3 separate regions of the Homo sapiens genome follow, and all the other regions are linked to region 3. A link is a loop called in an ENCODE intact Hi-C map of the cell type or tissue named here. Cell type or tissue: PC-9. All regions are shown on one strand. Each heading gives the region's core, and the rest is flanking DNA. Links, peaks and the distances in the headings are about the cores only. Region 1 has its middle 36 kb from the start of CACNB2. Region 2 overlaps SLC39A12 (solute carrier family 39 member 12). Region 3 has its middle 27 kb from the start of SLC39A12.

Region 1 (8,481 bases), core at 330-8,329, 180 kb before region 3:
AACTTCAGTAAAACACAAAACTGTAGACAGTGCATTTTGGAATCAATTTCTGTTGGTTTTCAATGAAACACTCAGCTGAGACTGGTCTCGAGGCAACTCAGTATAGTATTTGGTTGTACTGGAGAATGACACAGGCTTTGAAGCAATTAAAGTACAGGTATGTAGAGGACAGAGCATTGGCAGATAAGGCTAGCAAATATACTATAGCCAGGGGTAAAGAGTTGGGTATGAAAGCTAAGGGATTTGAACTACATCTTACAGACAATAAAGAGACATTTCACTTTAATAAGGGAATCAACAACAAGATCAATGCTAAATTTGATGAGAAATTGGAAATAGTCTGGTGGAGGAAATTAAAAAGGCAATTTTTCCAGTCGTAAAGAAGGAGAGATGGTGAAAGTTCTAAACTAGGCAAGAATAAAAGATAGGTAAGAAAAGCTGTGTTTGGGCTAGGCGCAGTGGCTCATGCCTGTAATCCTAGCACTTTGGGAGGCTGAGGTGGGCCGATTGCCTGAGCTCAGGAGTTCGAGACCAGCCTGAGCAACAAGGAGAAACCCTGTCTCTACTAAAATACAAAACATTAGCTGGGTGTGGCAGCTATGTGGGAGGCTGAGGCAGAAGAGTCTCTTGAACCCTGGAGGTGGAAGTGCAGCAAGCCGAGATCATGCCACTGCAATCCAACGTGAGTGAAAGAACAAGACTCTGTCTCCAAAAAAAAAAAAAAAAAAAAAAGAAAAGAAAAGAAAGAAAAGCTGTGTTTGACACGCACATGTCTCTGTCACTCTTGTTACTACTGAATTTCACCCAATAAGCATTCCTACAAAGAAATAAGAGTTGATGTAGAACTGGAGGTAACAGCCAAGCTGATTTCAAAGATCAGGTTCAGAATGACTCCAAGGTTATTAAGCTAGAGGTTTGGAGTAGATAAAGACACCACTGACAAAGAAAATGAACCCAGGAAGAACCGGGTAGCAGCTGAGAGAGGGGGTAAAAATCATGTGGTCAGATTTTTAAACGTTGAGTTTGAACAGCCTATTGGACATTCAAAGGCCATGCCCAAAGAGCTATCTGACTACCAATCTTCAAGCTCGAAGGGGCTGGAAATAGAGATTTGGGTGCCATGAGCAGAAGTGTGAGCACTGAAGCTGTGAGTATGGATGTGATCATCTAGGGATAATGAGGAAAACAAGAGATGCAAGAGCAGACTGAAGAGGGATGGACAGAGAAAGAGAAGGCCTTGAAAAGATGGACACAACCAAAATGGACTCCAAAAAGCATGGACTGCAACGCTTTTCTGTATATGTAAAAACCAAGGGCTATTTAGAAGCTAGAAACTAAGAGAAGTTTCAAGATCACTTCTCTTTCTCTCTTGCCTATCCCTACCGCCCCCTGCAACACACACACACACACACACACACACACACACACACACACACATTGACCTTCTTTTACGGTAAAATGAGATCCCAAGTCATCAAAGTACTAAAAGCTGCAAAAGAACACTCCCCACTTAGCCTGCTCCATCACACCCTCTTGACATTTCTGCTAATTCTAGAGTGTCAGATCCTTAGTAGGGATGAGGAAACAAAAAACAGCAATGAAAACTGCACAGTGGCTCATGCCTGTGATCCCAGGCCTTTGGGAGGCCGAGGCAGGCAGATCACGAGATCAAGAGATCAAAACCATCCTGGCCAACATGGTAAAACCTTGTCTCTACTAAAAATACAAAATACAAAATACACAAATTAGCTGGGCGTAGTGGCACGTGCCTGTAGTCCCAGCTACTCAGGAGGCTGAGATGGGAGAATCACTTGAACCCAGGAGGGAGAGGTTGCAGTGAGCAGAGACTGCGCCACGGCACTCCAGCTGGTAACAGAGTGAGACTCCGTCTCAAAAAAACAAAACAAAACAAAACAAAACAAAACAAAACCAAGGGGTATTGCACTAAGACTTTACATCCACTCCTCTTAACAGTTCTATGTGGGTTTTAACATTTCCATGAAGTATATCAAAACTGAGGCTCAAAACTTGCTGTCCGAACGTCAGAGCCCTTTAGCAAGTGACAAAGCTAGGATCTGACTCTGAACAGCCCGTCTACCTCAGTTCCTGCCTTATATTCAACCTCAGAGACATGCCACTTTGTCAGTATTTAATCGGATGAAAAAGATTAAGAATTTCCCTTCCTATCTTTTTGTAAGAAAGTTAGAAGATCTCAGATAAAATTTTAAGATTCACAGTGATGGAAAGCAATGCTGGTGATTAAGAATAAACCTGCGGATAATAAAAGAGACATTAAAATATGAGTAGATTGATGATGGGGCCATAGTAATATAAACAAGCCCAAGTGTTGGAACCTATTTATTTTATTAAAAACATAGAAAGAGAAACATATGAAAAGCACTCAAAGAAAAAAAAAGCTGGTCTTCATTCCTATCCTGTAGATAATTTCGGGCCACATTGCTTCATCTCTCCCCTTTGTCAAACTCCTAATCCAGATAAATGCTAAGTCATTTTCACTTATCAGAGAATGTCAAAGTACCTGCCCTTGAGCCCTCACTAGGTGTCCAAAAAAGGCTCCCATTTCCCGTGTTATGCTGGCTATTTCTGATGGAGGAATCTTCAGATACGTTCCTCATTGGTCCCATGATTGAAGTCTGTTTTTAGATGGACATTTTCCAGTTTAAATAAATTAAGAGCAATTTAACTTCATCTGCTATTAGAGATCTGGGATAATTCTGCAGCACACAAACTGAACATTTATTTTCTATAGTAAGGGAGATGATAAATGGATGTCTTAAGGGATACAACAGAACATTTTAGAACTCAGAGAACGAGTTAAGAGTGTTAAGAAGGCACATTGATATCTTCTTTCATTAAGCTGGAAGTTACTGAGTTTTTCACTTAAGAAAATTCCACAGCCTTAAGAAAAAAACACGAATGTGGTATTTTTAAGAAAAAATAGCAATAGGGATCTTGGAGCCATGGCTATGTTAAAACAAAACAAAACAAAACCAACAAAATCAGGGTGAATTAGGCAGGTATATTCTTCTCAAGCACAAGAGAAAAATCGGTTAAACTAAGTAATGATTAATGCAAATTTATAATTAGAGAACAAAATACCTACTTACATTTCTTTAATCTTTCATTTATAAATAGTTTTTAAATTGGACTTTAAGAGAATTGAATTCTATCATAGAACAGGAAAAATTGGGTGGAAAACCATAGAGTTTGACTCAGTTAACCAATATCTTTGGAACAAGATTCCACTGAATAGCAAATACTCTAACTTTTGAAAAGTAAAATAACCAGGAAAAAACAATAGCCCCTGGGATTCTGATCTTGCAGCTTCATACCTTCAAAGTATAGTTAAGATGAAGACTCTTCTCATCACCATTACCTTCCCAGGCTCAACCTTTACTCTGACCTCACACAACCTGTATTCCTACATACTTCAAAAATAGTTGGAATAAAATTTTGGCCATACTTTTAATATAATCACAGATGATTCATTTGCTATTCTCTGAGCTTTAACCCAACCAAATTATATTGCCAATGTGATTTTCTCAAGCCAGAAATATTGGTCCAAAGTAGCAGACTAACAAATGTATTGGAACATTGGGCTGCTGTTCTAGACGCACCTTAATTATGTAAAATATCTCTATGACTGTGGGCTGAAAAATGGCGCCCAAGCACTCACCATATTTTATCCATATCCAATTTGTTAGACAGGCCTCAGTTAGCATGGAGCTTCCACATAATGAAATAGAACTAGACCTAAAGGAAACGTGAATTGACATAAACCTTATGATGCCAAATTTATGGTAAGTGCATCAAGACCAGGATATGGCCTTTTTCTTACACCAACAGAATGAGTAAGATCTACAGTCACGATTAGGAAGAAAATAAACACTGCATTACCCAGATATGGGCATTTTCACCTCTTACTATAACTACTTGTTTACGAGACCATCCTGCCTGCTAGGCTGGACACTTATTTAGCACACGGTATGCGATTTGTTCATTGCTATATTCGCAGTGCCTACATTGCCCGGCCACGAGTCAGGGCCCCATAAGTGTTGAATAAATGGCATTTTAAAATGGATAGACTTGTGGGTTGTATTGGAAGAGCTGTAATCAATGGTCAGATCCAGAGGATTCTGAGGATTCCCTTCCTAACATTTTAAGTTTTTAATGTTCTGTGTCAGTAAATACAGTCCAGGCCAGCAGAGGGCAGTGTGACAGACGATGGAACTAGTTTCATGGAGAACTTATTAAAAATGACACTGGGTGGCAAGAGGTTATCGATGGTGGTGGGACTCAAGGTTATTGTCATTTGCCTGGTACAGAATATACAGTGCTCACTCATTTTTCTTAAAAAATAGTTTTGACACGTGGTGTCAGTGTGCTGTCATATGTCCAATAGAATGTTCAGGAAAGAGAGAACCCCCAGTTTCTGGCTGAATGCCCAAGTCAAGAAGAGGGCATCATTTTCCCGAAGCGATTTGAGTCCCTCAAGACCATGGGATGCGCATACTAACGTCCATCACAAATTAACATATTGTAATATGGCTTTTTAACAGAAAGTGTTCTCCAGGTCCCGAGGAGACATTCCGTGCTCATAAAAACAGGACCAAAAACAGATGAAATTACTTCGAAACAATCCTGAATGATTTAGTGTGTTTCTGACAAAGGGAAAGAAAAAAGTCATTTATTTTCCCTGTCATGAGCGCCAGAGAGGATTAACGTCATTTTGGGCAATGGAGAAGAAAATGCAAACCATTGTTTACAGTCATCGTCAAAACCCTGTATGCCAATTTCATTTTCTAGAATGTGTGGAAGTATTTCAACTGTTTGGTTCCTTTTTGAAACCAAATACCAAAATTCATTATGAGAGCAACTGTTTGCCTGAGAATATTATTAATTTATGGTAACTTCTAGTGGTTATGCTTTTTCTTTTTACCATCTCATTTTAATAATTATGGAAATATTAAAATCTGATAGACTGGTGACAATGTACCTTTTATGGCACTCCTGAGTCCCCTCAATATAATATTATCTACAATATGTTATGCAGTCTGCTAGCCTCATTTGTTCCTGTCCTTAGAGAGCTCCATCTAGTTTCTTAGCATCCGTAATGAGCATATAGAAAATAGTTGACTTGATGGAATCTATTGTCACCCTCCTCTTCAAGGTTTTCTTGTCCATGATATGAAAAAAAATTTCATTTCAGCAACATTCATTGATTCATCACTAAGGGCCCAGCATTGGGAAGTACATAAAAGCAGCTTATAACTCATTCTGCCTTGGGGAAATTCTGCACACTTGGGGACTAAGCATTCAAATATATGGAGTCTAAAGGTGCTTCACTCCAATATTGACAGGAAACCTGGGTCAGGACTGAAGGAATTAATGTCATTCACTACCTACCCAAGTGGAATTCAGCATTTAAGTTTCAGATTGAAATTGAGAAAAGTAATGAGTTGAAAAAATAAGATGGAGTTTACTTCCCATAACCACTGTAATAAACCTACTATAATTCTTGAGAATGTCATGTACCAAAAATCTAAACCACTCTCTAGAGTTCACCAGCAAATGAGAAAGGAGATTTTGCTCTATTAAAAAGGAAAAGGATTTGAAGTGAAGTCAATCTGGCTGTTGATGCTTTGTATAACTTTGTTTGTTAAATCAACTCAGACTTTAATAGGTTGACATTCTTATCATTTTGTCTAGTGCAAAGAGAATAAATTTGATAGCCTTAGTTCAAACAATGGAATGGAAAAGTAGGCAGAGTGAATGCATTGTACAAAATCAGCAAATGCTCCCCAGAATGACTCCCCAAAGCCTGTCTTATGTATCAAATCAGCCATGCTCCTCAAATCAGGTTTCCTGAAAATGAACTTGGCTAGATAGCTAAAAAAGAGACTGTGTGTGTCTATTTGTGTGTATGTGTATTTGTGTGTATCTTTGCAATGCGAATGTGTGTTTGTGTGTGGGTATGCATGTGTGCCCTATGTATGCATGTGTGAGGGTATGTATGTATGTATGTTGGAGCAAAGAAGGTGTTGGAAGATTTTTCTTTGCCTAGTCAGCAGTATCTCTAAGGAATAAGTGAAGATGCAAAGAATGATTACCTTAGAGCTTCACATAATCTGCTTGTTACTGAAAAGACCATAGTGTTATTTCAGTTCTTGATACTTAATGTTCTTCTAAAAGAGAAAAATACTTATTTTCTAAAAATGTATCCCTGCTTCTGAGAAGCTCTAACTTGCCAAACTTTCATTGACAAGAAAAGGTACTCCAGGAATAATTTCAGATACCACAATATCTGCTGACCCCATCTCTCCTTGAGGAATATGCTTCCTTGAGGAGGTAGCATAGGTAGACAGAAGATGAGGTCAGGAATTAAATAAACCTGGATTTTAATCCTGGCTCTATGGTTTACTAACTGTGTTTGAGCAGGTTCCTTAACCTCTTCCTAAGCCTCAGTTTCCTCTTCTATGAAATGGATTTACAATTGTACCTACTTTACAGAGTTGTTATAAAAAGGAATTGAGATGATGTAGTCATATGTGTAGTATAGAAGTAGCCACATGGTAAGTATTCAGTATGTGTTAATGATAATGATCTTGTTTGCAAATGAAACATACACATAGTAACAAACACCATTATAGAACAATAATGAGCCAAAGCATATGGGATTCCCCATCTCCTGAATTTCAGAAGACACAAACCATCTTCTCAAATCTACTATCACTTATTTAATATTTTATTATACAAATAAATTTAGCTTTGTTATAAAAATAGTATTTGTGAAATCACAGATTTTATGTGCTAGTTAGAGGTTTTTTCTCTAGTTAACAACATAATACTGAAACATTTAGAAATGTTTGCCTGTGTATCACTTAGAACTATCTTGTGTATCCCTAGTGGTACACACCACACATTTTGGAAAAAAAAAAACAAACAAACTAAGTGGCTATAAAGTAAAAAAGACAAATATAAACTGAGGAAGGCTTTATGTAGGAGGTAGATTTAAGGAGGGGCTTGAAGGATGAAGGATGAATAAAATCAGAGGGCTCACATAAGAAACAACTGTTAAATGAATGAATTAATCAATATATCACCAGATTAATTAGACCTCCGTATCAGTGAGGCAGGATAATAGAAATTATTAAAATTTTTAACTTGATTTGTAGTCCTCTAACTGATCAGAAAGAGAATAACATATACAGAAAACTGACAAACATTTTATACTATTCTTTTATGTGGGACCACTGAAAATTAGAAAAAAAAACCCCATAACAGTTAATTATTTGTATAAATACTCTCCAACTCTGCTGGTTTCTGGAGGTTTGTCTCGGCCAAGTTATTTTCCCTCTCTAAGCCTCTGTTTCTCACTGTAAAATGGGGATAGTACTTGCTTTGCAGGTTATTATCAGGATTAAAGGAGATAATGTGTGTAAAATCTTTTTCATTGTACGGTCAAGACCTCAACAAATGGCAGCCATTATTATTAAAATTATAATAGATTTATAATTATTATAATGATTTATCACAGTACTACCTGTAAGTTTTAACAAATAGTACCAAGAAAAATACGAGGACTTCGTTATCTGGCAAAGGAAATATTTTTATTGACTGTATGTCAGTACTCAGAGATGTAAGTAAGAAAACGGAGTTGCCCCCCTCCCCAAAAAAATCATGATTAATCTTCACATCTCTGAAGCATCAATGTCATTTAAGATCCTATTTAGACTTTCTCTTCTCTAACAGACCCTGGGCATTTTCAAATGGAAATCCTGCTTAGGAAACCACAGGTTATGCAATTGAGTGTGTTCATAGTTGCACCACATCCTGAAAGTTCACTTATTATAGCAAAAATCCATTTTCAAGGATGTAGCAAGGTATGGTTCTTCTGCACCTCTAAGAAACTGATCATCCATAAGAAACATGGATGACCCATGTGCTCAGGGGACAATTTGTAGTGGACATAATTACCATCTGTTTTCATTCTTAGCTATAGTAAAACAGCAATTATATTTGTAATTCAGTTTTGCTGCTCTTGATATTTCACAAAATACCATAAACATAAAAATTCACTTAAAGAGAGTAAGACTTAAGAGTAAGACTTTAAAATCTGAGAATGTTCACATGTGCAAATATAGTTTACTAAAAAAAGAGTATTTTGCTGCTATGTTAAAAAAAACAGTCTCAATATTTTCAGAGCTTCTCTCTCAGAAAAACTCAAAATATTTTGTGAAAGAAGAGCTCTTAATATTCCTGCAAGACAGACTGAGGACAGTATCCTTGTTTTGCAAAGGGGAATACCAGGTTCAGCTCAATTATGTGGTTTTTGCAATCTTTACCTTCCTCCAGGGTTTAGTAGCTTGAGAAATATGTTGCCTGTAGCATCTCAATGATTTAAAATTTTCACCAGCAGGCCATGAACACAGGACTGCCACCTTTTGATACAAGATCAGT
Region 2 (8,481 bases), core at 256-8,255, 60 kb before region 3:
AAGGATAATGAGGCACCCAGAGACTGGCAATCGCAGGAAAGCATTGCCAACCTTAGGGGTGAAAGGGAAAAGGGAGGAAGGCCAGTGAGCCGTGGAGCTGTGGGGAAGCTGTCCACTGGAGACGTAGCCCATGGCAAATCAGCCACTTCTAGAGCGGACGCCGGAGCCAGGAGGGAGCTGGGCACAGATGCCACTGCCTCTCTCTCCTCCTCCTCTGAGTTTTCCATTGTGCCCCTCATTGGCTGACCCCAAACAAAAATCCAACCTGCAAGGTAGCTGAGGAGATGCAGCCTTCTGGGCAGAACAGAAAGAAGGACAAGTGAATTAGGCCATTTTTGTGTTGCTATAAAGAAATATCTGAGGCTGGATAACCTATAAAGAAAAGAGGTTTAATGGGCTCCTGGTTCTGCAGGGTGTACAGGAAGCATGGTGTCAGCATTTGCTTCTGATATGGGCCTCAGGAAGCTTCCAATCACAGTAGACAGTGAAGGGGAAGCAGGCACATCACATAATGAGAGAGAGAAAGCAAGAGAGAGGGAGACGGGGAGGTTCTGGACTTTTAAACAACCAGGTCTTGGGTGAACTAACTGAATGACAACTTTTTCTGAGACAGAGTCTCGCTCTGTCACCCATGCTGGAGTGCAGTGGTACGATCTTTGCTCACTGCAACCTTCGCCTCTCGAGTTCAAGCGATTCTCCTGTCTCAGCCTCCCGAGTAGCTAGGATTACAGACGCATGGCACTATGCCCAGCTAATTTTTATATTTTTAGTAGAGATGGGGTTTCACCATGCTGTCCAGGCTGGTCTCGAACTCCTGATCTCAAGTAATCCACCTGCCTTGGCCTCCCAAAGTGCTGGGACTACCGGTGCATGTAACATGTGCAGCTAATTTTTGTATTTTTAGTAGAGATGGGGTTCCACCACATCGGCCAGGCTGTTCTTGAGCTCCTGGGCTCCAGCGATCTTCCCGCCTCAGCCTTCCATGGTACTGGGATTACAGGTGTGAGCCACCGTGCCCTGCCACCTTTCCTTTGTTTTATTTCAAAAATACTACTACTATGTGGCGAGCCTAATGTTGGGGCATCTCTTCTCTTCTACAAGTGCAGAGAGGCCTTGGGGAAATAATATTTCTTTTTAAGGAAAACACCAGCCACGATACTCTCTCTTTGAAGTCTCAGTAAAATTTTGCATAAATACCTCCAGTGGTTAAAAGTGAAGAGCAATGAAGTGAACTTTATCTGAAATGGAAAAGACCAGATTACCTGAGGGATAAGGTGGAGCAGAGCGTCCCCAGACAGTGTCCCGACGGCCAAGCCCACAAACAGCTGTAAGATAAGCCTGTAGTTCTCCTCACAGCTATGGAAAAGGACCAGCGCTGTCCCCAGCATGGAGCCCAGTGTGAGAAGGGTGACAGCCACCGTGCTGTAGCCGTATTCTAAGTCAAAGGAGATCGTAAACACAGTCAGTGCCCAGTGCCCTCCATTCCGGCCTCAGCTGGCGAAAATGCCAGAAGAATTGGTCTTACAGTAACAGCCAGTAGGGATATGGATTTTTTAAATAAGTGTTTTGTTTTTATTTTGAGACAGGCTCTCTGTCTGTCACCCAGCCTGGAATGTAGTGGCACTATCATAGCTCTCTGTAGCCTCCACCTCCTAGGCTCAAGTGATCCTCCCACCTCAGCCTCCCAAGTACCTGGGACAACAGGTGCACACCATCATGCCTGACTCATTTTCTGGTATTTTTTGTTTGTAGAGATGGGGTTTCGTCATGTTCCCCAGGCTGGTCTCGAACTCCTGGACTCAAGCAATCCACTCGTCTCAGCCTCCCAAATGGCTGGGATTACAGTTGTAAGCCCACTGCCCCCAACTTGGAATTTTTAAATAAGCGTTTTGTTGTTTTTGTTGTTTTTGAGACAGGTTCTCACTCTGCTGCTCAAGCTGGGGTGGAGTGGTGTGATTATAGCTCACTATAATCCTGAACTCCCAGGCTCAAGTGATCTTCCCACATCAGACCCTCGAGCAGCTGGGACTACGGGCAGGTGCCATCAGGCCTGGCTAAGCTTTTATTTTTAGTAGAGATAGGGTCTCACTGTATTACCTGGGCTAGTCTCAAGCTCCTGGGCTCAAGCAATCCTCCTGCTTCACCTCCCAAAGTGATGGGATTACAGGCATAAGCCACAGCACCCAGTCTTATAAGTGTTATATGCGGCAAAAAGTTTTTAAATTTTTAACAAAAAGAATGAACAGATTTGCTATGGTCTAAATGTTTGTGTCTCCGCAAAATTCACATGTTGAAACCTAACCACCAAGGTGGTGGGTGGTATTAGGAAGTGAGGCCTTTGGGAGGTGATTAGAACATATACTCTTCACCCCTGTTGAATGGGATTAGGGTCTTTACAGGGGCTAAAGGGACTGGAGTTCTTCCCTTCACCAGTCCATGAACCAGGAACGAGACCCTCACCAGATGCCGAATCTGCTGATGCCTTGATCTTGGACTTCCCAACCTCCAGAACTGTGAGAAATAGATGTCTGTTGTTTACATAAGCCATCCGTTTGTGGTATTTTGTTACAGCAAGGACTAAGACAAGACTTTCTTCAAATAACCGTGTTGTTTTGAAGTTACTCTGACTACCCCTTACTAAAAATTATTGCAGCAAGCAAGGACTGAGCTCACCTCCAACCCTCAAAGAAATAAATTTCTCTCACTTGAAACTACAACATCCACAGACAGACACTAGCAATAATTTCCCTTTAATCATATCTTAAGCTTCTCAAAGGCGAAAAGACTAGCTGTTACATAGGAAGCATAAGGTTTGGCAGTATTGTAGACCTATGTTTGTGTACAAAATGAGTACACGTTTTGGAAGAACTTCCTTCCAAAAGCTGTCTGAATTATTTGCAATGTCCAGGGTGATATTATTTTCAGTGACTAAAATGAGTGTTGTTATTGGTGAAAACTGATCAATGAATGTGTAACAGTCGATAATAAAAATCTGAACAATCTACATTTTGGATGATTGCAATGACTTTTATAATCCTTAGAATTTCATGTTTCTAGGCTTCCTTTTAAAAAAATATTTATAAAGTATAATTTGTAAGTTTATTTGAAAGAAAAAATATATATATATGAAGGGAGAAGAAATAAAGGAGAAAAGGGAAGAGATAAGATTAAAAGAGAGGGAGGAAATGACTTTCAGAATCAAGTACAGACAACATAGAGATAAGGAGTTATCTATGGCATCATTTTCATCTGCTTGTAGATACTCAAAGCAAATGCTTATTTCTCTACCTATTTAGAAATTACTAACAAGTGATGGCAAACTAGTTAGTAAACAATGAGGAAAGCTAATTATGAAATTAAACTACCACTTTCTTCAGTGACTATGGATATACAATAAGTTAAATCAAACAATCCTGGTGTCAAAATACCTAAAGCTCATTGCAATTTTTTTGAAAAAAAAAAACTATCCTCTTAAAGTTTCTTAAAACAGAAAATATTTCATTCTCATCATACTTGCATTTTTCTAAAAGGTTCATTCTTTAAATTAGATCATTTTATTTTATTTTTATTTTTGAGACAGTCTTGCTCTTTCACCCAGGCTGGAGTGCTGTGGCACAATCTCAGCTTGCTGCAACCTCCACCTCCCGGGCTCAAGTGATTCTCCTGCTTCAGCCTCCTGCGTAGCTGGGACTACAGGTGCCCACCACCATGTCTGGCTAATTTTTGTATTTTTAGTAGAGACGGGGTTCCATCATGTTGGCCAGGCTGGTCTCGAACTCCTGACCTCAAATGATCCACCACCTTGGCCTCCCAAAGAGCTGAAATTACAGGCATGAGCCACCATGCCCAGACTAGATCATTTTAATAATATAACTGGTAACAGAAAAATAGGCTTGTGATATTAAGAGGACTTTACTGAAACGTAAGTTCTAAATTACCCAGGGGTTTAATATTAAAATAGAGTTGGCAGTATACTCAGAAGAGGCAAAAAACTTTTAAGCATCTGTTCCCGTACCCCCACTACCACATTTTCATTGCTATGGAATCCCTATAAAATGGTTTACAAGCAAGGTGAAATGAAGAGTTGTTCTTCTATGGGTATAGAGTTTTAGTTTTGCAAGATGAAAAAGTTCTATTATCTATTGCACAACAATGTGAATATACTGAATTGTGCAAATACAAATGGTTAAGATGGCGAACTGTATTTCATGTGTATTGTTCAGACACCTACATCGTCGTGTCTTTTATCATTCTAATGTAACAAAAATACTCATGTTATAGAAACTTCCCTGAAAATCTTCAACTAAGTTTCATATCCCATTCTTTCCCACACAGACTCTATATGGGAATGCCATTCTTTTCATTTATTACATAAATTAAAGATATTTGAATAGTAACATGAGCACCTGGATGTTTAATAAAATTTACAGCTGTCCCATTTTAGAAGTGGTAACTGCAAAAGACCACAAAAGGCCAAGAAAGCACAATGACAAATCAGGGTACAACATTTCCCAGGCAAAAGGCAAAGTTGAAACTTCTTTAGTTATTTTGCTACACCCCAACTCTGTGGGCTTCTACCCATGCAGACAATGAATGTTTCATAACTTCAGAGGTTAGCAAATCTTTTTAGATTCTCTATGAGTCATATTTCACTTGCTTTCATGTAGGAACGACAGCCTCAAAACCATAAAATATCTGACCTGTGGTCACAGGACTCTGCTAATTTACTGCAGGTCCCTGCATAAGTGCCATGAAGTCTTGATTGGCATCAGGCAACTTGCAGACAGGTTCTAAAGTTTCCCATTATTACAACAGAGCTTGACCTAGCCACTAAATTCTTAGCCACTTCTGAGCAGCTACTCTGAATAGGTCTGAAACTTAATTTGTACATGGCCATAATACTCTTTCCTGGAAACTTAATCGAAGATGGTGCTTAGCGGTTGAGTTTCAGCATACTGAATGGTATTTTCTTAATAATGTCTCCCCGAGTCTTCCTCCCTTCAATATAATATCATATATTTCTATAATTTCCAAAGAACTTTTGAAATTAAAGCTTTTCCCTATTCACATAATGCAACATTTTCGATTGAGGACAGTGATGTTTTTCTAGGTTTTGTTTTGTTTTGTTTTTTGAGATGGAGTCTCTCCCTGTCGCCCAGGCTGGAGTGCAATGGTGCAATCTTGGCTCACTGCAACCTCCACCTCCCGGGTTCAAATGATTCTCCTGCCTCAGCCTCCCGAGTAGCTGGGATTATAGGCACCCGCCAGCATACTCAGCTAATTTTTGTATTTTTAGTAGAGACGGGGTTTTACCATGTTGGCCAGGCTGGTCTCGAACTCCTGACCTCGTGAGCTGCCCACCTTGGCCTCCCAAAGTGCTGGGATTACAGGCATAAGCCACTGTGCCCGGCCTAGGTTCTTGTTTTTAAGACAGGGTCTCTCTCTGTCACCCAACTGGAGTGCAATGGCATTGTCATAGCTCACTACAGCCTTGAACTGCTGGGCTCCAATGATCCTCCCACCTCAGCCCCCCAAGTATCTGAGACCACAGGTACGTGCCACCATGCCTGGCTAATTTTCGTTTTTGTAGAGATGGGGTCTCCCTATGTTGCTCAGGCTAGTCTCAAACTCTCGGGCTCAAGTAATCCTCCTGCCTTGCCCTCCCAAAGTACTAGGACTACAGGTGTGAGACACTGCACCTGGCCTTTCTAGAGTCTTTTTTTTTTTTTTTTTTTTTTTTTTTTTGAGATGGAGTCTCGCTTTGTCGCCCAGGCTGGAGTGCAGTGGTGCTGACCTCGGCTCACTGCAAGCTCCGTCTCCCAAGTAGCTGGGACTACAGCCGCCCACCAGCATGCCCGGCTATTTTTTTTTTTAATTTTTAATTTTTAGTAGAGACGGGGTTTCACTGCGTTAGCCAGGATGGTCTTGATCTCCTGACCTCGTGATCCACCCGCCTCGGCCTCCCGAAGTGCTGGGATTACAGACGTGAGCCACCGCGCCTGGCCCCTTTCTAGATTCTTTAGTGAGTGTGACATGTTGGGAGGTTTCCCAGGAAGACTATTCCCCAGAAGTGTCTAGAAGTTCATTCGAGAGGAGACACAATTTTTTTCCGAGGCCTTAATTTCAAAACCCTTTTCCGAGCGGCCTGTACATTCCGGCCCCAAGCCAGGTGGTAGGAATGTAAACTGCCCAGGGATGCTCCTAGGTGCCACAGTGCTGTCTTCATCCATTTTCTGAGCCTCACTGAATGACCACCAAGTGCTGAGTTATTTGGCTGCTCACTATTAATGAAGCTCTTTTTCTCTTAGTGAATGTAGAATCTTAGATATTTAGGCCTGGCGTGTTTTTGTTCACATAACATTTTCAATTAGGCCACTTGATGTTACAGAATCCACTGTGAGTTAGAGGTGGGTGGCTGAACAACTCAGCTATGATTGCTATTGCAGGCTCTCTCAAAGAGAAAGAAACACAGCTCTGAGAAAATAATACATCTAAGGCTCTCAGATCAATGGTAAGCTAATTGTCATATTTTTTACTAGATAACATGGATGTTCTCAACCATTTGTTTTGTCTTTTAAATATACAGAGCTTTAAATTTACTGAAGATATTTTTGTCCACATTATCCCATTTGAACCTTACAGTTCAAGGGCTTCACAGTGAAGCCCTTGGAGAGATCTCATCTATTGCAATGACTCAGTGGGATACAGGTAACTGTAAATATTGATCCCTTCCCTTCCTGGGGCTGACAGCTACATCTGGGAGGCTGGTAGCTCCCAGCATGGGTCACCTTCATCCCACAGCAGCCCAGTGAGCTTTGGTTTACTGTAATGTGTTTTCATTTTTTATACATGCCATGATGTGAGAAAGGCAGCCCTATAGGATATCACTGCTTTCCACTGGGCTGGAAAAGAAACAGTCTTGGGGAGAAATTGCTAAAGATCACAAAGTCTCTGAGGAAAAAAAGCATGACTCAGCTCTGCATTCCACATTCCAATGCTATTGCCTTCTCTTTTACCATGTCACCTCTCAGCTATGGCCTTTTATGTTGATCCATGATTGAGTCAACTATAGAAGACATAATTAATTCATATAAACCATATACAAATATAAAATATTCATTGAAGAGTAGTATGTATCGTGGTTAGAAACAAGGACTCCAGGGCCAGCTTGCCTGGGTTTGAATGGCAACTCCATCACTTCCCAGCTGTGTGTCCTTGGGAAAGTCACTTAATCTCTCTGTGCCTCAGTTTCCTCATCTGTAAAATGGGAATAATAATATCTACCTTGTAGCATTGTTAGGAGGATTAAATGAGCTGATAAATGTAAAATGTTTACAACAGAGCCTGGTATATAGTAAGTATCCTGCATTTACTATTATTATTGCATACATTGTGCACATCAGCTTTCTGAAGGAAGATCCAGAACTTACTCTCCAGAGTGGTAGGTGGCAGCTTTGCTTGTTGGTCCTTGGGTAAGTGGCAGGAGCAGCTGAGGAGCTGCTGGATGATCCCTGGACTCATTTGCTTAAAGTCCTCCTTAGAAATGAGTGAGAGGCCCTTCTGTAGAAATATCTCCACCAGCTGCCTAGCAGAGAAGCAGGTCTGTGTGAGGAAAACATAACATTGTTACTAATCTCAGCATATTTAAACTAGATTCTCCACCAGTTGTCATCCTTGAGGAGTGAATTCTAGATGGAATAGCGAGAACACACACATGAAGCCGGTACGACACGTGTTTCCCTGCAAACTTTCAGCTGTACGTAATTCCTAAGGATGTCTTAAATCTCTGACCAAAGCCTGCAATACCTCATTTTCATTCTGAGCCTTATTTAGTATGAGTTTTGCACAGTTTTTCTTTCCTAGAAAGACACATTGTGTTTTACAATGTGTTGAGTGGTGTTCTAACCAGCAGCCTTAGGATGTCCTGATGTTTTTGTTCTTTTTCAATGAGGATAGCTTTGTGTTAAAAAAGACTTCATACAATAAACAGAAGTCCTATGGTAATGAGGTCACTGTCTTTCATACTGTTTGATTTAGTCAGCCTGTGTAGGCAACGTGTACTTTTAAAAGTCCTAAAAGTAAAGGTAAAATTTTTGAAAGTAAAGCTATGTCAACTAGCTGCTGTGTAAATACCAAATGATGTAGCTACCTCTCTCAATTGGCATAACCCTTCTCCACAGAGACACACACACAGTTGAAAACATCATTATTTCTTACTGACTTTACTGATTTTTACCTAAATCTTTACAATTTGTTTTCATACTGTATAGGCATATTTATGAGAGAGAAGAATAAGGAAAGAACAAATGCCACAGTCTCTAAAAAGGGCCAAAAGACATTTGTCCATCTCAGAATAAAGGTTGACGTTGTGTACTTCAAAAATTACAATTTAAAAGTTTTAGTAGGTGAGTGAGAATGACGGGTAGTTTCACTCTCACAAATGGATGTTTTCTATTGAAATAAGACCCCAATGCAATGTCT
Region 3 (8,481 bases), core at 320-8,319:
TTATTACCAATGTTTTAAAAGAAACTGGAAAATAACAAGTGTTGGCAATGACTGTAGAGAAACTGGAAACCCTTATGCACTCTTGGTGAGAATGTAAATTTGTGTGGCTGCTACGGAAAACAGAATGGAACGCTTCCTCCAAAAATTAAAAATAAATTTACCACATGGTCTAACAATTCCATTTTGGGCTATATACCCAAAATAATGTAAAGCTGGGTCTCAAAGAGTTATCTGTATACCCTGTTCATAGCAGCATTGTTCACAATAGCCAAACAGTGGAAGTAACCCAATATCCATCAATGGATGACTAAATAAAGAAACTTGTCTACTCATACAATAGAATAGTTTTCAGTCTTAAAAAGGAAGGAGGCTGGGCGCAGTGGCTCACACCTGTAATCCCAGGCAGATCACCCAAGGTCGGGAGTTCGACACCAGCCTGACCAACATGGAGAAACCCTGTCTCTACTAAAAATACAAAAATTAGCCAGGCGTGGTGGCACATGCCTATAATCCCAGATACTCAGAGGCTGAGGCAGGAGAGTTGCTTGAATCCAGGAGGCAGAGGTTGTGGTGAGCCGAGATCGAGATCATGCCATTGCACTCCAGCCTGGGCAATAAGAACAAAACTCTGTCTCAAAAAAAAAAAAAAAAAAAGGAAGGAAATTCTGATATGCTAGAACATGGATAGACCTTGAAGATATTATGCTAAATGAAACTAGCCAGTTATGAGAGGACAAATACTATATAATTCCACTTATATGAGGTTCCTAGAGTAGTCAAAGTCATAGAGACAGAAAGTAGCATGTCAGTGTTGGTGGCCAGGGCTTGGGTGGAGAAGAAATTGCGAGTTGTTTAATGGGTGCGAAGTTTCAGGTTTGCAAGATCAGGAGTTCTGGAGATGGACCATGGTGACTGTTGTGCAAAAATGTGAATGTACTTACTACTGAACTGTGTGCGTGAAATTGGTTGAGATGGTAAGTTTTATATGTATTTTATCACAATTACAACAAAATGAATGTGTATATGGACTCCAGGCAGCTTGGCTGGGTGGAGGTAAAGGTAGCTACCAGCTTCTTTCCCACTTCCTGCTGGTGAATCTGCCCACTTCCCTAAGTCAGAGTTTGTCTCTCTCACAAGGCCAAATCTCTCTTCCCAAGAGTTGTTTCAATAATAAAAAAAAAAACACTGCAACCACCAGGAAGATGGTTACTTAAACCAGTGTTTCAATCATGGGCTGCCATTGGATGAGCCTGATGTTTTATAAAAATACCATCTCCAGACTTTACCTCCAGAGATTTGCCTTAATTATATTGGGGCAGGGCAGTAGTTTCATGGAATGGGACCCTAAAGGAAGTCTCTTCTTTCTTCCATTTGGGCCCTGGGCTCTCCTCCCCCCATCCCAGGGAGGCCACATTCTAATGATTACAGCCTCTCACCTGTGGGTCCTTACACTTTGCCCCTCCCCTAGCTTCTTTTCTGTACTCAGGTAATACTGAAACCATTCCCTTTAGCTGCTTTTGCTTGGTCTGCCTCCTTCAAACTTCTTGAAACTGCTTTTGGCAAGGTCACGATGACTTTTCTAATGTTACATCTAGTAGACAGCTTTCAACTCCTGTCTTACCTGATACAGGGCAGCCTTTGGCAGACACTCTTTCCTTGGCCTTTGGAAACTCTTGTAGAATCCTCCCTGGCTGCTTCTCCCAGGTTTCCTTGAAGGTTTTTTTCCTGCCTCTCAAACGGTTATGTTAATGCTCTCCTAGATTCTGTCTAAAGCCCTCTTTTTTATTCCAATTCTTTCATTGACTCAGTGGAGTCGACAAATACTATCAAGCACCATCATGCACTGGGCACTGTCAAAGGCTCCAGACGTTTCACTAATTAACCTAACTAGACCTGGCTCTTGCCTTCATGGAATTTACATTATATTGCAGGGGAAAGGAACAGAGCAGAAAAAAAAATGAATTAAAGAATTCTGACCAGTGTTATGATGAAAATAATCAGGCAGCTGAGTTGAACAACAGGGTAGGAGGCCGCCTTAGGAAAAATGACCTGAGAGATGAAAAGGGTTTCCAAGAGTGAAAACAGCATGGGCAAAGGCCCTGGGGTAAGAGCTCAACTGGTTTGAGATGCTGAGGGAGGACCAGTGTGGCCAAAGCATAGAAAGTAGGCATGTGGCAGGCCAGGAGCAGGTGAGACAGGTCCTCTAGAATGTGGTAAGAAGGTTGGGGGCTCTTCTAAATGAAGTTGGAAGATATTGAAAGGTATTAAATTGAAGAGGGATATAGTGTGACTCACATTTTAGGAAGACCACTTGGTGCATTGTGGGGAATGACTGGAGGGTAATGGAAGTGAAAGTAGGGAAATAGAAGTTTGTTGTATTTCAGGCAAGAAATAATGGCGGCTGCACTAGGGAGTGGCCAGGCAGAGACAAACATGGGCAAGTAGAAGTGAAAAGTAGAATTGAACACACTTTGTGATATATATGGAGGGTGAGGGAAAGAGGAAGCAAGAAGGGCTCCAAGTTTTCTAGATTGAGTGGCTGAGTTGCCATTCAATGTTGCCATTCACTAAGTGGAAACCATCAGAGTAGTAACCACATGGGGAAAATATTGTGTTCTATCTGGTTAAATTTCAGATGCCCATGACGCGTTTAAGGAGAACAGTCAAGTAGGCAAGTTAGATGTTCCAAGTAGAATCTAAAGCTAAAGATGTAAATATGAGGTTCATCAGCATGAAAATTACATTTATTCATTTGCACATTTTTTAGGATCTTATTTTTAATTAAATGACTATTTTCAGAAACAAAACCTATTACTCATCATGCATTTCACAGGAGTTCTAACTAGAATGGATTATAAACATCACATTATATCAAAAGAAAGAAAAACGTCAAACTGCCCAAGAATTTCCTTTTTAGATTTCATCAGGTTGAAAAATGACCCAAAAGACCAAGTCCACATTGAGGTTAGGATCACCTACCACCTACACTGATGGCATTATTTCCTGTTTCTGGTCAACTTCATAATTTTAATTTTGAAAAGAGAAGGAAATATTCAGTAATAATGAAATAATTTCATGTCTATTAAATATCTGTCATTTTTCTTAAATTGCAAATAATTCATAAGACAATATTTGGTTTAGACTTACAGACCAAAAAAGGAGAAATGCCCCCAAATCTTTCAGGCACCCTTAATACAGAAGTAGCTGTTTGGCTAAATGTCCTTCCAATGACTCCTTCATAATCTGTCTACATATAGTCACTAATTAAGTGCTCTGATGGTTATAGTCCTACTTGTAGCTTTTAAAGATGACTATGGCAAGGGAATTAAGAGGGTCGCCAAAGGCAAACGTGTTTACCAAGCACCATTCAGAAGCTTTTGTAACAAGGAGCCGGCACTGCCTGATGGAATCTGCACTGCCTTGGGTTTGCTCCTGGCACCTTCAACATCTCTAAGCTCTGCCACGACAGCACTGAGTGGGCCTCCCACCTCAGACTTTTCTGTCATCAACAACCTGAGTAACATCTCAAGTTTCTTATTGAAAGTTTTAAGTTTGGCAGTGTCTATGTGATACTGAACGTGACCTTCAGCTCTTTGATCAGAGCAGGTGGCACATATGCTGTTGACTCAACTCTTCATGTCTTGGTGGTGATCACTGATGTCTTAGGTATGAGTCTATACGGGCGATGGCATTGATCATCCCTGTGGTTATAGTTTTGGTCCCAAAGCTCGAGCAGATGCATTCAGTGCTGCTTTCTGTGCTAACTGCAGAACAGCCTGCCAGGACCTCTAGGGTGATAGTCTTTGCTAATCTATCAAATGTTTGAGGAGTCATGATGTTATAATTGGTTTGTTAAGAATAGAGTACAGTATTTGACCACTTGCTCTCAGCTAGGGCCCAGCAATAGCTTTTGAACTCATAGCTTATGTTATGCCACTATCAGTCTTCTGTTTTGGTTCTTTACGGAATATTCCAACTTGATACTTCAATATTAGATGCAGTTGAAATGGAAGTTCCATTAGTCAAAGAGACAAAATTAGAGCTGAAAAACACATGAATTATAGATGTTGTTGGCTACCCAGGTGTTACACCCACTATAGTCCTTGAAACACATTTTCACTTTGATAGTCTTTTTGTGAGTTCCTACGGGTTGACGGCAGCTATCTAAGGACTTTGGTAGGTGGTTAAGGGGAACTGCTGGAGAATGAATGACTGTGGCTTCTCCAGTGACTGTGGCTCATGGTCCTTGAGCATTTTTTCAGTTTGTGTCTTAACCTATGTGAGATTTATTGGCAGGCACGCCCTCTGAGCTAAACCATTCTTTTCCTTATGAAGGAACACATATTTTGTAAGTAGTTCTTTGATATCCTGAGGCTTGGCACCAGGGACTATGCCTGGCTGAAGATCATCCAAATGAACCCACTGGCTTGGATGCTCTGAGGATCAACTTCAAGAAATGGTTACCTGTTACCGCCTGGCCTCCCTAAGCTTGTTCCGCCTGCTCCTCTCTACCCACATGGAAAACCCAGAGATTTCACTGCCTTTCAAGGAAGAAAACTGGCTTTTAAACAAGAACAAGGAAGAAGCAAAACAAGCACAATGACTATACCCATGTTGAGGGGGAGCTCAGAGGAAAACTATGGCTTCAGAAATACCAGTTGGCTGAGACATCTCAGAAACTGTGCCAGATTCCTGGCTGCTTGGCAGTGGAGTTGAGTCAGCTGCTCAGGCGAAGGTCCCAAACTGGTTCTGCTTCCTTCTTCATGCTCTGCAAGTCTAGCCTGGGCATCTATACTGGCTGAGGGATGGCCGTGCAGATAATAAAAGCAGGAGTCCCAGTACCTGCTTCATGACCAATAAATCACAGGTGCTTGAGACCAGTAGCAGGTGTATCCAGCGAGGCTGCAACTCACACGGGGAGGGGACTCACAGCAGAGGTGCTGTGCACCAGGGCACATAAAATACTGCAACAGCCTCTTCTGACAAAAACATTTCTTACATAATCCATCTCTAGTTACAGCGTACTGACACACGGCAGCAAGGGCCCAGAAGGGAGCCTGGCACGGCCAGATAAAGTCAGGGTTTTTTTTTTTTTTTTTTTTTTTTTAATAAGACTCAAGATCAGTAACACAAAAAGCTCAGAGACTGTAGAAGCTTAGCTCCTCTTTTAGCCTGGAACTTCCTTGAGGGAATCAAACCTTGCCAGATAAACCATCATATTCAGAGAACTGGTTCCAGCAGACGATCAGTCCCACACTTCTTCTCTGCTGGAAACTTTAAATCCACCTCCTGTCCCCACCCATTCAAGAGCCAGGACCTCTGAGTTTTGGAATTAACACTAGGGTCTTACATGGCAGCCAGCAAAACACACTTGGGAAATACATGAAATCCCACTTGATTGCATGCCACTGTGCCTGGTATATGATAGGCACTTAGTTTCCCTATCACTTTTATAGCCAAGTGTTACTCTGACTTTCAGAAAATTGAGGGAGAATAAGAGATGGAACTCTCTTCAAAATATTTATTGCAATTTTCCTCCAAGAACTGGATGTGTTTTCTTCTGCCCTCTAACTTTGAGAGAATAAAGCTGAATTATCTAGTTTTGATGGTCAGGAGTATCAGAAAGTTTCCATTAACTTCCTTTTAGAAGGTGAGCAAACCTTGGCCCAAGGAGACTGGCACTTTATGATGGATATCTCCATGGGTCAAACTGATACTGTTGGGCTAGGCGAGGTTCCCGGTTGCCAGTGGGACCTCAACTCCAGCCAATGTCCAGGCTCTTGACACCATCGTGAGAAGAAATTCAAGGATTCAGAAAATAGTGCAAGTATGGAGATTAACTGCAAAGTATAAAGTACACACTCCAGAAAGGAAGTGCTGTACTTCCATCCGTGTACTCAAGAAAGTCACGCAATGGGGTTTAGGGTTGCTACTTCTATGGGTTTTTTTAACCAAAGGGTGGACTATTCATGAGAATTCCTGGAAGCAAGTGATTTCTCTGAACTATGGTGCCAGCCATTTTTACATCAAATATGGGTATTCTCAGAACTGTCATAGTACTAGTGGGTATGTCATTTGTATGTTAATGAACATATAATGAGGTCCTAGGTGAAACCTAGGTCAAATCCAGTGCCATGCTGAGTGCAGTCTGTCTTAGTCAGCTTGGTTCACACACTGGTTTTTCAGGATCTTAGCCCCTAGCCTCTAGTCACGTGAAACTGCTGCCTGCAATCTTTTTATTCTGTGATCATCATGTATTATTCCTGTCTCAAACCAATTTACTGTTATTACTCATACCCTGGAAAGATGGTTCTTTTCACAAAGACCTAGGGTTCTGCCCAGGGCTCCGTGATATCTGACCTATGGTATCCGATTCTTGGAGTTCATATTCTAAGATTGGATAGGAGAGGCAAAGCTTCACTCACACATACTCATTAATGGTGATTATGAAAGGGATGTGAGGAGTCGTGCACTGGGAGAGAATTAGGGGTTTAGGGAAAACTGCGGGAGTGGATTTTAGTATCTGTGATTCCTGATTAACAAAAGCATGGAGAAGCTGCAGCTTTAGTTAATTCCTATGCTCTTGAGCTACACTGCTTTTACCTCATGGATTAGGTGAGATTTCTAACAAGCAGTTTGGGGGAAATGCAATTTCAATGCAAAAGGATTCCAAAATAGAACGCTCCTCAAAGTCACAGTCTAAGGCCTGTGTGCCTCAGAATCTTTTGGGAAATTGATTGAAATGCAGATTCCAGGGCTCCACCCCAGGTCTACTTAATGAGAATCACAAGCATGGACCCAGAGGAATCTGAGCTTTAGAATAAGCTTCTCATGTGGCTCTTAGGCCCAGCAGTGTTTGAGAACTCCTGCTAGAATCCTCAATCAGGGACAGGCCCAGAGTCTTGAATTTTCTTGCACTTAAAGAAAAAAAAATTAAATCAATGGAAAAAACATGGTAGCTTTGTAAAGCTCCTTAAAACTGAGGCAACTGTGTGTACATGAGCTATAATCACACCCACAAGGAGAAAGCTCCCACAGAGCTAGTTGAACAAGATCAATAACCACTGCCAAAACCTATTCTTGCAGAGCTGTCGTGAATAGTGTTAATATTTTAAAGCACCACAGAAGAGTCGGATCTCCAGCCAACTCAAGGAGCCTTTCCAATGTCACTGTCACTTTTAAAGAAAGTGCCTGTCAGGGGGCATTTCCGAATAAAGAACATTTACAGAACACCAAAGAAATACTAGTACCAAAGTATGTGTTTCTGGTATGTTGTGAGCAGTTTGGGTGGAATTACCAGGGGAAGCAGTCCCCTGATACATTTTTATAACATCTATTGAGGCTTGACCAAGAACAATATTTTAAGGAAGCTTTCTTATTTAGTATTTAAATATACTCCATATTTAAATCCATGCTATTTTCTATTTAATATTTAAATATAATCCATATTATGTAATCCATATATTTAAATATTAACTCAGCAAATTAGTTAAATACTAAGCAAACTTTTAGTTTCTTATTGAAAATTTCTCATTTCAATAAGAAAACTTAGTTTCAATCACCTCTCGAACACCCCACCTGTCAATATTATTGCATTGACCCTTAAGTTTCAACATCTGAGTTTTAGAAGAAACACGTACAAAAACTAAAGGTTTTAAGAAAACTAAAAGTTGTCTCAGTATTTAAATATGAATTTTCTTTAAAAAAAATCACAGAAGCATGAAAAGTTGAAAATTATAATTGAAATTTTTTGGTTATATCCTCTCTTTGGTTAAAAAAAAAAGATTTGGGGTAGCCATTCTACATCAGTGAATTTACCAACTGTTTTCCCATAATTGTGAGAGAGATTTACTATGTTGTACCAAAGAGAGAATACTGAGGATTAATACCTTCAAACCAGTACCAGTTAACTTTATTTCTTCCTATCTCAATCCATTTGTGCTGCAGACACAGGGGTGACTTATAAAGAACAGAGATTCATTTTCCTCACAGTTCTGGAGACTGAGAAGCCCAAGGTCAAGTCACCTGCATAGGGGAAGAACCTTCTTGCTGCATTCTCTAGAGGGGAGAAACGTCACGTCCTCACATAGTAGAAGGCAGAAGCCGGAGAGAGCTGAACGTAGTAGAAGGCGGAAGCGGAAAAGAGCTGAACGCTTTCAGAAGCCTCTGTTACAAGGGCCGGAATTACAGTCAGGAGGGAGGAGCCCTCACACATAACCTAATCACCTCTCAAAAGCCCCACCTGTCAATACTAGCACAATGACCCTTAAGTTTCAACATCTGAGTTTTAGAAAGAACACATTCAAACCATAGCCGTCAGGACCCAGTCCATAGAAGCACCTGGAGTTTCCTTCGGTTTGATCTGTTCTGTTAATTAAGAAAATGCCTGAGTGCCACTCCCAGATTCTGGTTTAATGGGTCTATAACCACTCAGTGTGTTCTCCTTGCCTGTTGCCCAAATAGTGAAGATTTATTAAGACA

Evidence for each region. Hi-C counts contacts between places; a loop is a spot of excess contacts. Peaks named below come from ENCODE experiments on the same cell type or tissue, not always from the same donor. Only the 100,000 strongest peaks of a DNase experiment are listed, where the experiment ranks them.
Region 1: a loop joins it to region 3, with 4 times the contacts of the local background. A loop is called at or near these places in 37 of 110 quality-filtered maps.
Region 2: a loop joins it to region 3, with 4 times the contacts of the local background. A loop is called at or near these places in 2 of 110 quality-filtered maps.

Annotation. Positions count from the first base shown.
Region 1 is chr10:18,100,208-18,108,688 of GRCh38, reverse strand. No RefSeq gene overlaps it. Among named protein-coding and RNA genes, the nearest start is that of CACNB2, 36 kb to the left of the region's middle. In PC-9, for the core only: a CTCF peak has its summit at 4,223 (motif pointing right); no DNase peak of the experiment used is centred there.
Region 2 is chr10:17,980,433-17,988,913 of GRCh38, reverse strand. It overlaps SLC39A12 (solute carrier family 39 member 12), which reads right to left. Exons shown (of 13, transcript NM_001145195.2): 6 at 7,431-7,602; 7 at 1,263-1,435. Among named protein-coding and RNA genes, the nearest start is that of SLC39A12-AS1, 26 kb to the left of the region's middle. RefSeq lists an enhancer at 6,557-7,756. In PC-9, for the core only: no CTCF peak of the experiment used is centred there; no DNase peak of the experiment used is centred there; H3K27ac peaks cover 960 bases.
Region 3 is chr10:17,920,186-17,928,666 of GRCh38, reverse strand. No RefSeq gene overlaps it. Among named protein-coding and RNA genes, the nearest start is that of SLC39A12, 27 kb to the left of the region's middle. In PC-9, for the core only: no CTCF peak of the experiment used is centred there; a DNase peak (open chromatin) is centred at 4,716; H3K27ac peaks cover 1,338 bases.